3 separate regions of the Homo sapiens genome follow, and all the other regions are linked to region 1. The links are chromatin contacts, found by Hi-C or POLR2A ChIA-PET in ENCODE. All regions are on one chromosome and are shown on one strand. Each heading gives the region's core, a stretch centred on a gene start or an enhancer-like site at or near the end of the contact. The rest is flanking DNA. Distances are from core to core; before and after follow the strand shown.

What was found. A loop is a pair of places that touch in the nucleus more often than their neighbours do. ChIA-PET counts read pairs that join two places held with the same protein, here RNA polymerase II (POLR2A). Pooled maps may share reads with other maps.
Region 2: a map of endothelial cell of umbilical vein shows a loop between it and region 1 (10-fold over the local background). The contact joins two enhancer-like sites. A Hi-C loop is called at or near these places in 3 of 168 maps with a recorded cell type or tissue (Caco-2, PC-9 and endothelial cell of umbilical vein) and 3 of 50 pooled maps. POLR2A ChIA-PET finds 5 or more read pairs at or near these places in 5 of 52 experiments (AG04449, BJ, H1 and 2 more).
Region 3: a map of endothelial cell of umbilical vein shows a loop between it and region 1 (11-fold over the local background). The contact joins the promoter of SYDE2 here to the enhancer-like site in region 1. A Hi-C loop is called at or near these places in 1 of 168 maps with a recorded cell type or tissue (endothelial cell of umbilical vein). POLR2A ChIA-PET finds 5 or more read pairs at or near these places in 2 of 52 experiments (A673 and HEK293).

Annotation. Positions count from the first base shown.
Region 1 is chr1:85,605,418-85,609,509 of GRCh38, forward strand. No RefSeq gene overlaps it. Among named protein-coding and RNA genes, the nearest start is that of CCN1, 27 kb to the left of the region's middle. RefSeq lists enhancers at 1,098-1,962, 1,556-2,755, 1,963-2,828. Within about 2 kb of position 1,819, at least 10 of the 41 ENCODE cell types and tissues checked have a DNase peak (open chromatin) inside an H3K27ac peak, as active enhancers do; they include PC-3, PC-9 and endothelial cell of umbilical vein, where a contact is called at or near this core.
Region 2 is chr1:85,326,630-85,330,497 of GRCh38, forward strand. The region is part of intron 4 of DDAH1 (dimethylarginine dimethylaminohydrolase 1); the gene reads right to left. Among named protein-coding and RNA genes, the nearest start is that of BCL10, 52 kb to the left of the region's middle. RefSeq lists enhancers at 1,466-1,635, 2,111-2,689. Within about 2 kb of position 2,467, at least 11 of the 41 ENCODE cell types and tissues checked have a DNase peak (open chromatin) inside an H3K27ac peak, as active enhancers do; they include PC-3, PC-9 and endothelial cell of umbilical vein, where a contact is called at or near this core.
Region 3 is chr1:85,198,216-85,202,274 of GRCh38, forward strand. SYDE2 (synapse defective Rho GTPase homolog 2) reads right to left here and starts at 2,801. Exons shown (of 7, transcript NM_032184.2): 1 at 2,037-2,801. The coding sequence starts at 2,781. It overlaps LOC124904207 (a long non-coding RNA gene), which reads right to left and starts at 2,027. Exons shown (of 2, transcript XR_007066199.1): 1 at 1,936-2,027; 2 at 1-1,824. RefSeq lists an enhancer at 1,916-2,527 and a silencer at 2,540-3,689.

The DNA of each region.
Region 1 (4,092 bases), core at 569-3,068:
CCTGACTAGTGAAGGAGCCCGAAAGTGCTGATCATACAGTAGGGCTGGGATGTTTAAATATCTGGATGAAGGTTCTGATAAGACTTCATATAAATAGCTATAAGGCAGGGTTCCCATACAAAAAAAAATTGAGTTTGAACTTGAAGTTAGTCTTAACTCCATCTATACTGTCTGGATTGCCAGTGTAATTGGCCTCCAAGTAGAGAACTATGCTTTTTTCTTTATCTACTCTGGTAAATTATTAAAAGGCTCTTCTGCCCAGGGGATCATTAACTACCTGGGAGGTCTGGCAGGTGCAGCAAAGTGAACCAGGGCAGCTCTGGTTGGGATGGCAGGACTGAGCTTCCTCAGGCAACTTCCACTGCTCAGCCAGAATGAGGGAAAGACCAGCCCTGGGCAGGGCTGCAGGGATTGGGCTGGTGGGCAAGAATAGAGGTAAAGACGGGATGGAGGAAGAGGACCTCCCTGTCCAGCCTGAAAGTGGACTTCCAACTCTTTATGTCACTCAACTCCCATTTGCCTGATGGAATGTGTGCCGTGTGCACCTGCATTTACCCACATTCCCTCCTTCCTCTCTTGGAGGGTGAAAGTGGAGGCAAGGACGAGTCCCAGATTGGCCAATGCAGAAACAACATTTGTGTGGATGACACAGGAGAGCAGGGGAGGTGAGCAGGAGTGACAAAACCTCAGTTAAACCCGTCATCAACCCAATATCTTCACTATCCACATGAAGTGACACGGGAGGTTATACGACACGGCCAAGCCCACCAACTTCCTTAGCACCAGAGATGGCATGGCACTAGATGGCACTAGAACCCACACCTGCCACCCCCAGGCAGGGCTTTTTCCTTGGCACTGGTGCAGTCACCAATCTCAGTAGCTTTCACGAGCCTACAATTGAAAGCACTTTTCTCTATGGCTTTACATCTTGGCCTTTAGGGCAGTAACCCACAGCCTAGTTAGTTCTACTTCTTCTGCCACCCTTCCCTTGTTTCTGTTGGAAAGTGGTGCAGCTATTGGAGGATGTGCTTGACTGAATGTGCTCCCTCAGCTTTTCAGTCCATAGGATGGGCCCCAGCTATACCCTTTCACTCCTTCCCTGCTCAAAGATCATGGAAGAATTCCTGAGGTAACATTTTCATCTTGGGTGAGACTCATTCTTTACAATTCACCCCTGTGGTGAGCTCAGCCTAGTGCAGCCTCTCGTTTGCTCTGTTCACACACACACACACACACACACACAGTCATGCATGTATGCACATACGCACGCACACATGAGAAACACAAGAAAGCACCTTTAAAAAAAATTAGCGGATGATACTTTCCCTTTGTGGATGGTTGCACCTCATACCAATCATGGGTTTAAGCTTGGTGAGGAAAGAGATGGACGGAGATAGAAGCTGGGGAGAAAGATTTGTAATTATTTAAACTTATTGAATAGCTATGTGCCTGCTCCGCTCTGAAAATAGCGCCTGGGTTAAAAGTCTCTGTACCTCAGAAGGTCACCATCTGTAGGAGAGGTAGATCAAAACATATCATTTTAATCAGGAAGAGTTTGAGGTGTGGGAGGTTACAAGGCCCAGGCCTGAGATGGAACTAGCACCCACATCTGACACCCCCGGCACAGGGCTCACTCCTCAACCTTGGAGCTGTTGCCAACCTCAGTAGGTATGAAGAATGTATTGGGCACACATGTTGAAAGCAATGTTTTTCTAGGGCGTTTAGGAGTGAGAGAAGCAAGCGCAATTCCCTGTGGTGTCCCAACCACAAAGCCTCTTCTACCTGTAGCAGACAGAGGAGGTGACACATGAGCTGAGTCTGGGATGACAAGCTCACAAGCATTTGGGGTCAAGCATTCCAGGGAGAGGAGTCAGCCTGGGCAAAACCAAGGCAGCGCTCTCGGTAGGCCTGGGCCTCTGGCTAGTGGTTTCCTTCAACCCACACACTGCGCATGGAACCACAGAAGGCAGCACAGCAGAGCATCTGCCCTCACGTTCTTCCTGGTGGGGGGCCTCCCAAGGACATTCTGCCTCAGGTTCTTATTGTCTGAGGTCACTGAGCCTCCTGAAAGTATTTCAGGAATGTGGAGGCCTGACTCACTCTCTTCCTTGAGTTCACAGTCTGAAGTTCATAAAACCTCTTCCCCCTTTAGTCATTCTTATTCAAATACCGGCCCACAAGTTTCACAGATGGAGCTGGCAGGAGGAATCTTGGGAAGCATTTTTTTGCTCAGGATGTGAAAGTATATGAAGAGTTTGGGAGATCCAGGAGCAATCATTCACTAAGAGCCAGACCCCTGTGGCAGGCGCTGGCTAAACGCAGAGACTGGCTGGCTCGCTCACAGAGTGGAGATCACTGGCAGAAGAGAAATGCCATGAAAGCATCCACTCTGTGCCTCAGTTTCCTCAACTGTAAACAGAGACAATAACCACACCTTCTTCAGAGAACTGGATGGGGAGTGAGTTAATCCACATAAAGTAGTTAGAATACAGCCTGACACATAATAAGTGCTCAATAAATACTAGTTTATTGTTCATACTATTGCTTATTGTTGGCAGAGTGAGTTGTCTACACACTAAGTGGTGTGGGGAAGAGGAGGCATTCCTGGAATAGGACTGCGTGGGATAAACCTGAAAGGAAAATGTCCAATGCCGTGGGTGAGTGTCCAGATGGGGAGGCCTTTAGACATCACACACACACAGCAGGAGGGGCAGCTTGGGAGAGAAGAAACCCGAGTGGCACATCTAGCCTGATGCCAAAGTATCAATTCATGCACTTCTTCCGGTTGGAAACAGTTATAAAAATGTCCAGGGAATTAACAAAGGGGATGCAGGAGAGATATTTGGAGTACGGGATGGGCATACACATAGCCAAGCATGGGGTTTCAAATTGGTGTTATTCACCTTATTTCTCCTGCTGCCGTGCAGGCAATGAAATTCTCAGTGAGGCAGGCCACAGACAGATCAGATGCTCTGTTTTCCTCCTTTCTGACTGTAGCTCAGTTTAGAGGATTGAAAATGCTAGGAGACATCTAGCCTACCCTCTCCCTGCTCACACCGCACCTTGCCTCAGAGCTGGTTTTGACATCTGTCCTAGAAGACATCATCCATTGCCTTGATTCATGGGTATGAGTCTAAGCAATCTTAACCACTGCTGGGATTCCATTTGGACAAGGAAAAGCTTTCTCTGCTTTTCAGAACACTCTACAGAGAAACCCTAACTTTAGTAAGGCTCTGGGGACCCCAGGGGAGATCCAGAGAAGTAAAGCACCCAGCCCAATGGAGCTTCCAGAATGCATTTTGAGGGACAGTGCTTTAGTTCTTCCTTTGACCTCAGTCTCTTTTGGTCATTCCTTGTCCCCATTCTACTCCAACTGGAAAGGCTGAGTAGCTGCTCCTGCATATGTCTGTTATTGCAGTGACCCAAAGTAAGAATCTTAAATGAATTTGAAATCCCTTAAAAAAAGAGTAAAAATAGTCCTAGTGGAAAAGATGGTTCAGGAGTTTCACAGAAGGGAATTAGAAGAAGCCATTACTGACTCAAAGAAAAAGATTACTGAATAGATAGCAGAAGGTAACCTCTGCCCTACTTTCAGACCAATGAGTAGATATAAATGACATTACACTCTCGCTTCATGAAAAGTAACTGGAGAGTTGAGATGAGGTGATTCTTGAAAGAAGGAAAGGCTATTAGATTTCTTACTATTAATGATTAAGGTTCCTCAATTTTTTATTAACCAGCCTTTTTTTCTAATGACAAAATACATCCTTATGGTACATAATTCAAACTGTAGAGAAGGGAATAAAGTAAGAAGTAAAATTCCTTTTCTCCACTCCACACCCTCCTTCCCACACCTCCCTGAATACTTCCCTGCGGAAACCACTATTAACAGTTTCTTCTCCATCTTTCTAGAATTGCCTATGTATATTCCAACCTCCTCTGACAATCCTCTTTTTTACTCACCCACAAGAGGCCTTCCAACTTGGCATCTCACATCATGATACCGCCTTTGTCTGGGAAGCTCTTCTCCTCTTTGCATGGCTCCCTCATGGCTGCTACAACCTTCTCGGAATTGTCAACTACTCAGAGAGG
Region 2 (3,868 bases), core at 1,217-3,716, 280 kb before region 1:
TCACTTGATACTTATTATTCATTCTCTGGCAGTACCATTAATTCTTTTCTTGTATGTAATCCTGTTATGACCTGCTACCGTCTGGTATAGGTAAAGGACTTAACTGGACATCTCTCTTGCACTTTTGAATTTAAATTGTTCTTGAAGGGATAGGCCCATAGAGGGGCTCACCTATGGAGTGGGTCTTTCTTTACAGCCCTGATTAGAAACCTTAGATCTAATCCAACATGTGGGCAATTAAGAAGTTAAAGACACTCCTAAAGATTAACTTTTCTAAGAAAATTAACAACATATTCAATTTAGCCCTCTTTATAAAATGGATATGCCCAGAAATAATATGAAGACGCTTGAGAGAATAAAAAAACAGACCCAAGTAGCTCTTTTGTTACGAATTGCAATTTAGTTCTTCTTATGCAGATTTTCTTTTTGGCTGCTTCCAAAACACAATAATAGCAGCTTCCATTTATTATTGTGTGCAAGGGAACAAATGAAGACCGCCTGAGCCCGGGAGTTTGAGACCAGCCTGGGCAACATGGCGAAACCCTGTCTCTACAAAAAAATTAGCTGGGTGTGGTGGCACACACCTGTAGTCACCTCCTCAGGAGGCTGAGGTGGGAAGATCATAGAGGTTGCCACCAGCCGAGATAGTGCCACTGCACTCCAGCCTGAGCCACAGATAATCTGTCTTGGAGTCTAATCCTTAGTCTTAAAAACCATAAAAGACTAGACCTACCATATTCTCACAATTACTTCTTCAGCTTCCTTCTTTCTAAGGCCTACGTTAACATGTAATCTAGTAGTGTTGCAGGCTTAGCATCCCTTCTACCTAGATCCCCTAGAGAGATAATTGCTACAAAGTTCCCAAAGTTTTTGGAATAAGGACAAATTTTACTATGAGTTTTTGTGCAGTTTTGCTCTCTTCAACCAGACTGCTACCTCCTTGAATGCAGGTCCAGGCATAATGAGGTGGACAGAGCATGGGCTTCAGAGTCAGAAAGGTCTGGGTCTGAAGCCTTGCTCAGCCACACACTAATTGTGTGACTTTGGGAAAGTCACATATGCCCTGTGAGCCTCAATTCCCTCAGCAGTAAAATGGGATGGGAATGCTATACCTATCCTCCACAGGGTAACTCTGAAGATTATTTAAAAAAAACCCCAAAACAGATAATGTACATAAAATGCTTAGCACAAGCTTCTAGCAGATATTAAATGTGTAATAAAAGTCGGTTCACTTCCCTCTTTGTTTCTTGCAAGTCACTTGACATATAGCAGGTGACCAAAATATGTTTGCACTAACTGGTTCATTTCTTCATTCCTTTCACCTTTTTAAACGCTACAGAGAACCTCAGGAGGGCACTGTGATGAACTGTGTGGTCAATCACATGGGTAAACAATTGAATTCCCTCAGAGAAACAAGGTATGGTCTATGTCCAGAAACAGAAATACAACTCATTATTTTTAATGTGAAAAAACATGGCTAAAATCAACAAGGCCAAGGTTTGTCTGTTTTTCAAAGCCATACAGAAGGGCACTATACTCTGTGGTCCTAACTCAAATGACTCTGGATGACAAAGTAAGACAACAGGGGGTTGGATCTGGAATTACCTGCAGAGTATGTGGCACCTAAGGGCATTCACAGAAAGAAAGAAAAGAAAAACTTTTGTGTATATCAAACCGAACACATAAGCCTCTGTCAGGTTGTGACCCCAATTTAGTAAAATAGTCCATAAACCCAATGGGCAGATTGACTTCTTCATAGTAGAGTGGGGCTGCCTCGATATGCAAGGTGGCAGTTAGGATTTGTGAAACTTCTAGACAATAGCTTTTGGTCAGTCTCACAAACGTGCTTTTTTCCAGGTGCAGGGAATGGGATTCCACTATGTCTAAATCTCTGTTTATTATGTGCTGTTGAGGGTGGACCAAGATGGCCAGTCTGCTCATGTTTGCAGTCAGAACTGGACGGTCATCCTGTCACATGAATTGGACCTAGTTTACCCAAGAAGTTCAGAATTTCTTCCAGACAACTGGGGAGGCAGTTCTCTGAGCCAGAGGTTTACTAAGTAGGACCCCAGTGGTTTGAGGACCTCAGAGAGATCCTTAGAACATGTATACACAACCACTGCTACCTGGTCAACCTAGACACAAACAAAACAAAATCTAGAAAATCTATTACTCACATTGACTTACTTTTCTAAGCAATTGGGAAAACTGTGTGTGGCATATTTTGGCCCACACATTCAGGCTAAGTGCTCCCACCACTCATAATCACCAGATAACTGCCAGTTGGCTTTCCATTTTAATTTGTGATCTGCAGAAGCTTCATTGTACTCTTTACCCACAGATAAATAAATCACCCATGTCTCTTAGTACCAGATGAATTGAAAGAGAAAGAAACATGGCAAGACTACATCTCTTAGGCCTGACTTTATTCACTGGATCTAGCGGTCTGGGCAAATTCCCCACCTCTCAGTGTGACTCATGCATGTCCGGAGGTGACTACAAAGCAAAAGCATGGAATGTCATACATTCCAGAGGAAGTGTTCTCAGGGATTGTTATCAGTGCTGACTTCTTGTTTACCAGTGAGGAAACAAACTAAAATCTCCAAGGTTGTGCCCATCTCAGAAAGTACCACGTGTCACTGAAGTGACAGGGCCTGTCCAGTTGACTTCAGCTGTTTCCATGCTCTGCCCTATCCCCCAACCTCACCTCCTTGAGTGAACAATCCTCTCCCCTACTTGGTTCCTATTTGAATTGTTCTTCAGTTACTGGCATGTATTTGAAATTGTAATCACTCTTCATTCTTTAATGCTTCTTCCTTTTCTGAGCCTTATTTTTTATCATTTAAAGCTTCTGGTGGGGACATTCCTATACTTACTAACATAAAGGCCAGTACCTACTTTAGAATTATTTGAGGACAGTTTCAATTTTTCATTACTGGGAGGAAAGGAATTATAATATCTTTAGTGGGGAAATAATTTAATGCTGAGAATATATGAAGTAATTCATTGATAAATTCTACTGAGAGTTACTCTTAAAATAAATGTCTTAACAAAACCCCAACAAAGCTACCTTAGGAGAAGCTTTTCAATTAATTTATCAAGACTCCACGGTTATCATTTTAAGACAGATTTAAGAATATGCCCAAAGAAATGACTTTTAATAATGAACAGGCCCCATTTGGAGCAGTGAGTAGTTCTGCTTAACTGAAAAAAATTACAAAAGTTATGTCAGGTGTAGCCTTTCTAAATAAAAGGGATGTATGAAGTGGTAACTGTAGATAACAAACAAGAAATATGCTTTTCCCCCTTGAAAATGCTAAAGGTGCTTATTATAAACACAAAGAGATTTTGTCTTTCGAGGCAAAGAACAGATTTCTCCTTTCCTGTTGGAGTAATTATTTTCCTTTCTCTTGTATGTTGTTATTGTCTGAATAAGCTTACCATTTATTTGTAGCTGGGTTTAGGAGACACATGTATGTACACAAGACAGGGTGCTGGCCATTCAGCAGGGAACATGCAGAGAAAGATGCAGGAAGGCTGTGTTGCTCTTGAACATCTTTCCCTTTTTACACCCTAATGGGCACTGTGAGGATGTGTTAACACATCCTGTCTGGTAGGGTATCACCTCAAAGAGCTCAGGCTCCTGAGGACTGAGCAACAGTGAGGCCAAGGAACAGGTTCTGTTTCCCCTTTGTGGATGCACAGAGGCTTTGTTAAAAGATGAGCACCATTTCAAATATCCCGAGAATGCAGCTGTTGGGCCGTTTAGTTCTGTTCCAACATTTTTTCCTAAAAAAGCATGGAGGAGGTGGTACTGCTCCAGTGCTGTATGTAGTGTTTTTCCAACCCCAGGGACTGTACTTCCTGC
Region 3 (4,059 bases), core at 1,551-4,050, 410 kb before region 1:
CTGAGTGATCTTGGGCAAACTGCTTAATCCCTCTGTTCTTTTTCTTGTAGCTGTTGTTAAATGACAGCATATCTCCATTTTGGGGGCTATAAAAATTGTATGAGAACCACCTAATGTATCCAGAATGGACTTAGTAAGACCAACTAAACTTCATGAAAAATAATTTTTTTAAAAAGCTCTCCAAATCTATACTAGATATGTAAACACTGCACAAATTATTTTCATCTCTCCTGAAAAATGAATTAGTGGTTTAAAAGGAAGTAACATCTGAGAGTTGTTTAAACCAGAGATTATGGTAGCTTTGGCTTAGATTTCTCATAAAATATCTAAAATATTATCACATAATAATTGTTTCATTTTAATTTCTAAGTTAGCAGTTTCATTTAATTAGTTGCTTAATGCAAAAATCAAATTCATTCTTAAAGGAACTATATTTATTACTTTAAAAATCCTTGAATGTTTACTACTGAGGGCATTAAAAGCCATCACATGGTAAGTGTTTTAGCTCTGTGACAAAAGGGTGAAAAATATTTGACTATTTTTTGTTATGGCTGAAATTCAACTATGGTACCAAGAGTTAAAACTAAGCCAAAGGGGGGGAGGTAAAAATATTGTGGCAATAAAATATAATAAATGATTACAAATTACTCCTGGAAATGCATGTTTAATATGAACTTAGTATAAAGTACACCTCTCAACAAAGAATTTACATTCTATTATCCTTTTGTTCAAGTGAAATGGAATATTTAACCTTGAGAATAAAATTTGACAGGTGTGTATTAGAGCCGTATAGACAGGAAAAAACTTTGCAAGTTGGCACACACTTTGAATGAATCATTTGATTTGTCTTCATTGTTTGATAAGAAGTTTTGTGAACTTTGTTTCTCCCCACTGTTGTGTGTTTATTGGTTAAACAAAGTTAATGTGTATAAATCCAGTCCTGTAGGATTTATAATTACTACCAGAGAAACCGCCAAGTACTGTGAATACCTTTTACATTTCAGGATTTAATGTTTTCCAAATTATTCCTGACTTATAAGTCTTTATGATCACTAAAAATTTTTATATGTAAGAGTATTCAAAAGACCATGTTGTTTTGGCTCACTTTGAAGATATTATACTCCTTTCAGGAAAGATATTTTGATATTTACAACATAATTGACTGGTTTCTAGAATTGATAACCTAAACCTTCAGTGATAGTTAAAAATCATGCACATACAAAATAGGGAGCTTAATCCTATTATAAGGATCAATATACTTTTTAAAAAACTAATTTACTTCTCTTATAAATAGGATTTAAGTTTGCAAATGACTGCTTTAAAAACAAAACTACCTGAGGAACATTTTTCTTTTGATTAAAATGTTAGTGTCCTTGATTTTTCACAATAAAAAGATTACTTTGTTGAGGTTTCTTTGTCGGGGGGAGGCAGGTGGAGAGATGGTGTATGTGAAATACTACCTGACTAAAAAATTCTACTTATGGTAGGGTTTTTTTTGTTTGATTTGTTTGGGTTTTTGGTTGTGTGTATGTATGCATGTGTGTGCGTGCCTGGGAGAGGCAAAAAAAAAAAGTTGTAATGAGTAAAATGACAGTTTATGAAGCCTATAAAATCTACCTTGAATCAAATTCAAATTTACAAACTCCACAAAAGTCTACGGATTTGCCTAGAGCTACAAAGAATAAAAATCAAGACAGTGCCGCCCATCTGTAAACCTACTAAAAGTGTGTTATACTTAACCTTTACTCCTTTAGGTAATACTTAGGGAATAGACACACTGGTTTTTCGAGAAGAAATCACAACCTCAATTCTTCATGCCATTGTCTGATTAAAAAGAAAAAAAAAAGCAAAACGAGTAAATGCATTACATTAAGTAACCCCGAAATTACTTTAAGCTGCCACTTACATGACACTTACTTTCGCCCGGTAACGTACCTGTCGCAAAAACATAACTTTTTCTTGGCTCTTAAGACAGAAGCCCAGTCGGTAAACAGTAAGGCTCGCGGTGCTAGCATTTTCATCGCAAAGTATCCTACCTGTCAGCGTAATTCTTTGGTCTGGAGGCACCGACAGGACACGGTTTTCACGCACTTTCAAAGCGCCCACATTTGGGGAGGCTGCCTGCGTTCCTGTGACTTTGGGAGCCGTCCCACGGGCACGACCCTTCATTCCCAGGGACAGCAGACGCCCTTTGTACATCCACTTCTGCAGCTTCTTGACTGTCACTGCCGGCGGCCTGAGGAAGGAGGGGCCTTCCTGGCGGTCTCCTTTGCCACTGCGTATCACAGAGGACCCCGCTGGATCCCTGAAAGGGCTTCCCGAGGAGCAGCCGTGGTCCTTGCAGCCTGGAGGCTGGAGGCCGGTGGGTGCAGCCGCCCGGGCGCGGTCCCCACTCCAGCCGTCCATCCTGCCTCCACGTGGCGGGGGCTCGTCCCAGTCCCGGTGCGCGCCGCACCTGATCCAGCTGTCGCTCGGCCACCGCTGGAAGGGAGGCGGCTTGGCACCCACCCGGAGGCTCTCGAGGCTTCTGCTGCAGGACGGCCGCATCCGAGGAGTCCGCAGCTGGCCTCCCCGCGGCTCCCTCTGAGGCGACCGGGGCGGGGACACCTGCTGCCGAGGGCGTCCGCCGCCTCCCCGCTCCCCGTCCCGGGGGCAGGCTCGGCGGTACGCGGCGCCGCGGGAAGGCGGCTGGCCCGGAGCCCGGGCTCCCGCGGGGAAGCTGTGATCCGCCAAGCCCCTGCCGCCCCGCCGCGCGCCCGAGTCAGGGGGCAGGTCGTGCATGGCCTGGATCAGCAGATAATAGGCCTCTCGCAACTGGGTCCGCAGCCTGCCTGTCTCCAGGCGGCCGCCCTCCGCCCCCAGGGAGGAGCCCGCCGCTGGGGGAGGCGGGGGACGCCGTTCCGCCTCCGCCCCCTCAGGCTCGGGCGCAGACTGCGAGCCGCCGGGCAGGTTTTCGTAGTAGTCGGCGTCGTAGTCGTCTTCGTCCTTGTCGTCTTCCTCCTCCTCTCCGCTGTCCTCGGAGCCCTCCGGGGAGTGCGGAGGGGCGTGAGCGAGCCCATGGCTCTGGGGGGCGGCCTCCTGCCCGCCGCGCGGCCGAGGCCCGAGCGCCCCCAACTGCTCCGGGTGCCCTCCGGGGACCCGCGCCCCGGGACCCCACGCCTCAGGTGACGGCGAGGGCTGCTGTAGGCTCCGCCCGTGTCCCCCGGCGTGCTCACGTGGGAGGGTGTCTGCGGCACCCCAGGCGTCTCCCGCGGCTGCCGAAGAGGCCGCCACCGCAGCTGCGGCTGCCGCCCGGAGCCCTAGCCCCCCGGTGCCGCGGGGACCCCGCCTTCCCCGGAGCCTGGACAGCGTCCTCCTCAGAGGGTCCGCCATCCCCTCTGCCTTAGCCGCGAGGCTCACCCCCGCCAGGGGGAGAGGTCGGAGCCCCGCTGGGGAGAAAACCGCGCTCGCGGAGGCGGAGGCGGAGGCGGCGGCGGCTCCCCATGACCGGCGCTGGCCCTCGCCGGCTCCTCACATACTTGGCATAACTCTGCCGCGGGAAGGCGTGGGGGAGGGCGGTGGCGCCGCAACGCGCATGCCCCGGAGCCCCGGGCCGCGACGGGGCGCGCGGGCCGGGGGCGGCAGAGGTGGGTTCTCGGGGTGGGCGAGTGGTGCAGGTGGAGGCGGAGGGCGCGGGCCGGTAGGTTGAGTAGTAGGTCGGCTGAAGCTGACCGACGGAAGCAGGGGTGGGCGCACAGAGCGCGAAGGGTGCGGGGAGAGTTGAGGCAGGGGAAAGAAGAACGAGCAGGAACGTGAGTTTGGGCTGGTGGCTGCAAAGTTTTGGTTAGGGAGCCCGAGAAAGGGAAAGTGCCCTCCTGGCTGTCACCCCAGCACCTTCACCGCCACCGCTGCACGAGGTGTGTCTTAGGCACAGCAAGTCCTAGCTTGAGAGAAAACAAAGATTGTTTTGACGGACAAAGTACGAGTGCAGGTGTATCTCGGTGCATGTGTTCTAGAAATGTATCAATCATTTTAATCGCCCAGAGAGCTAGCTAGCTAAAAGAAATTTGCAGCGATTCC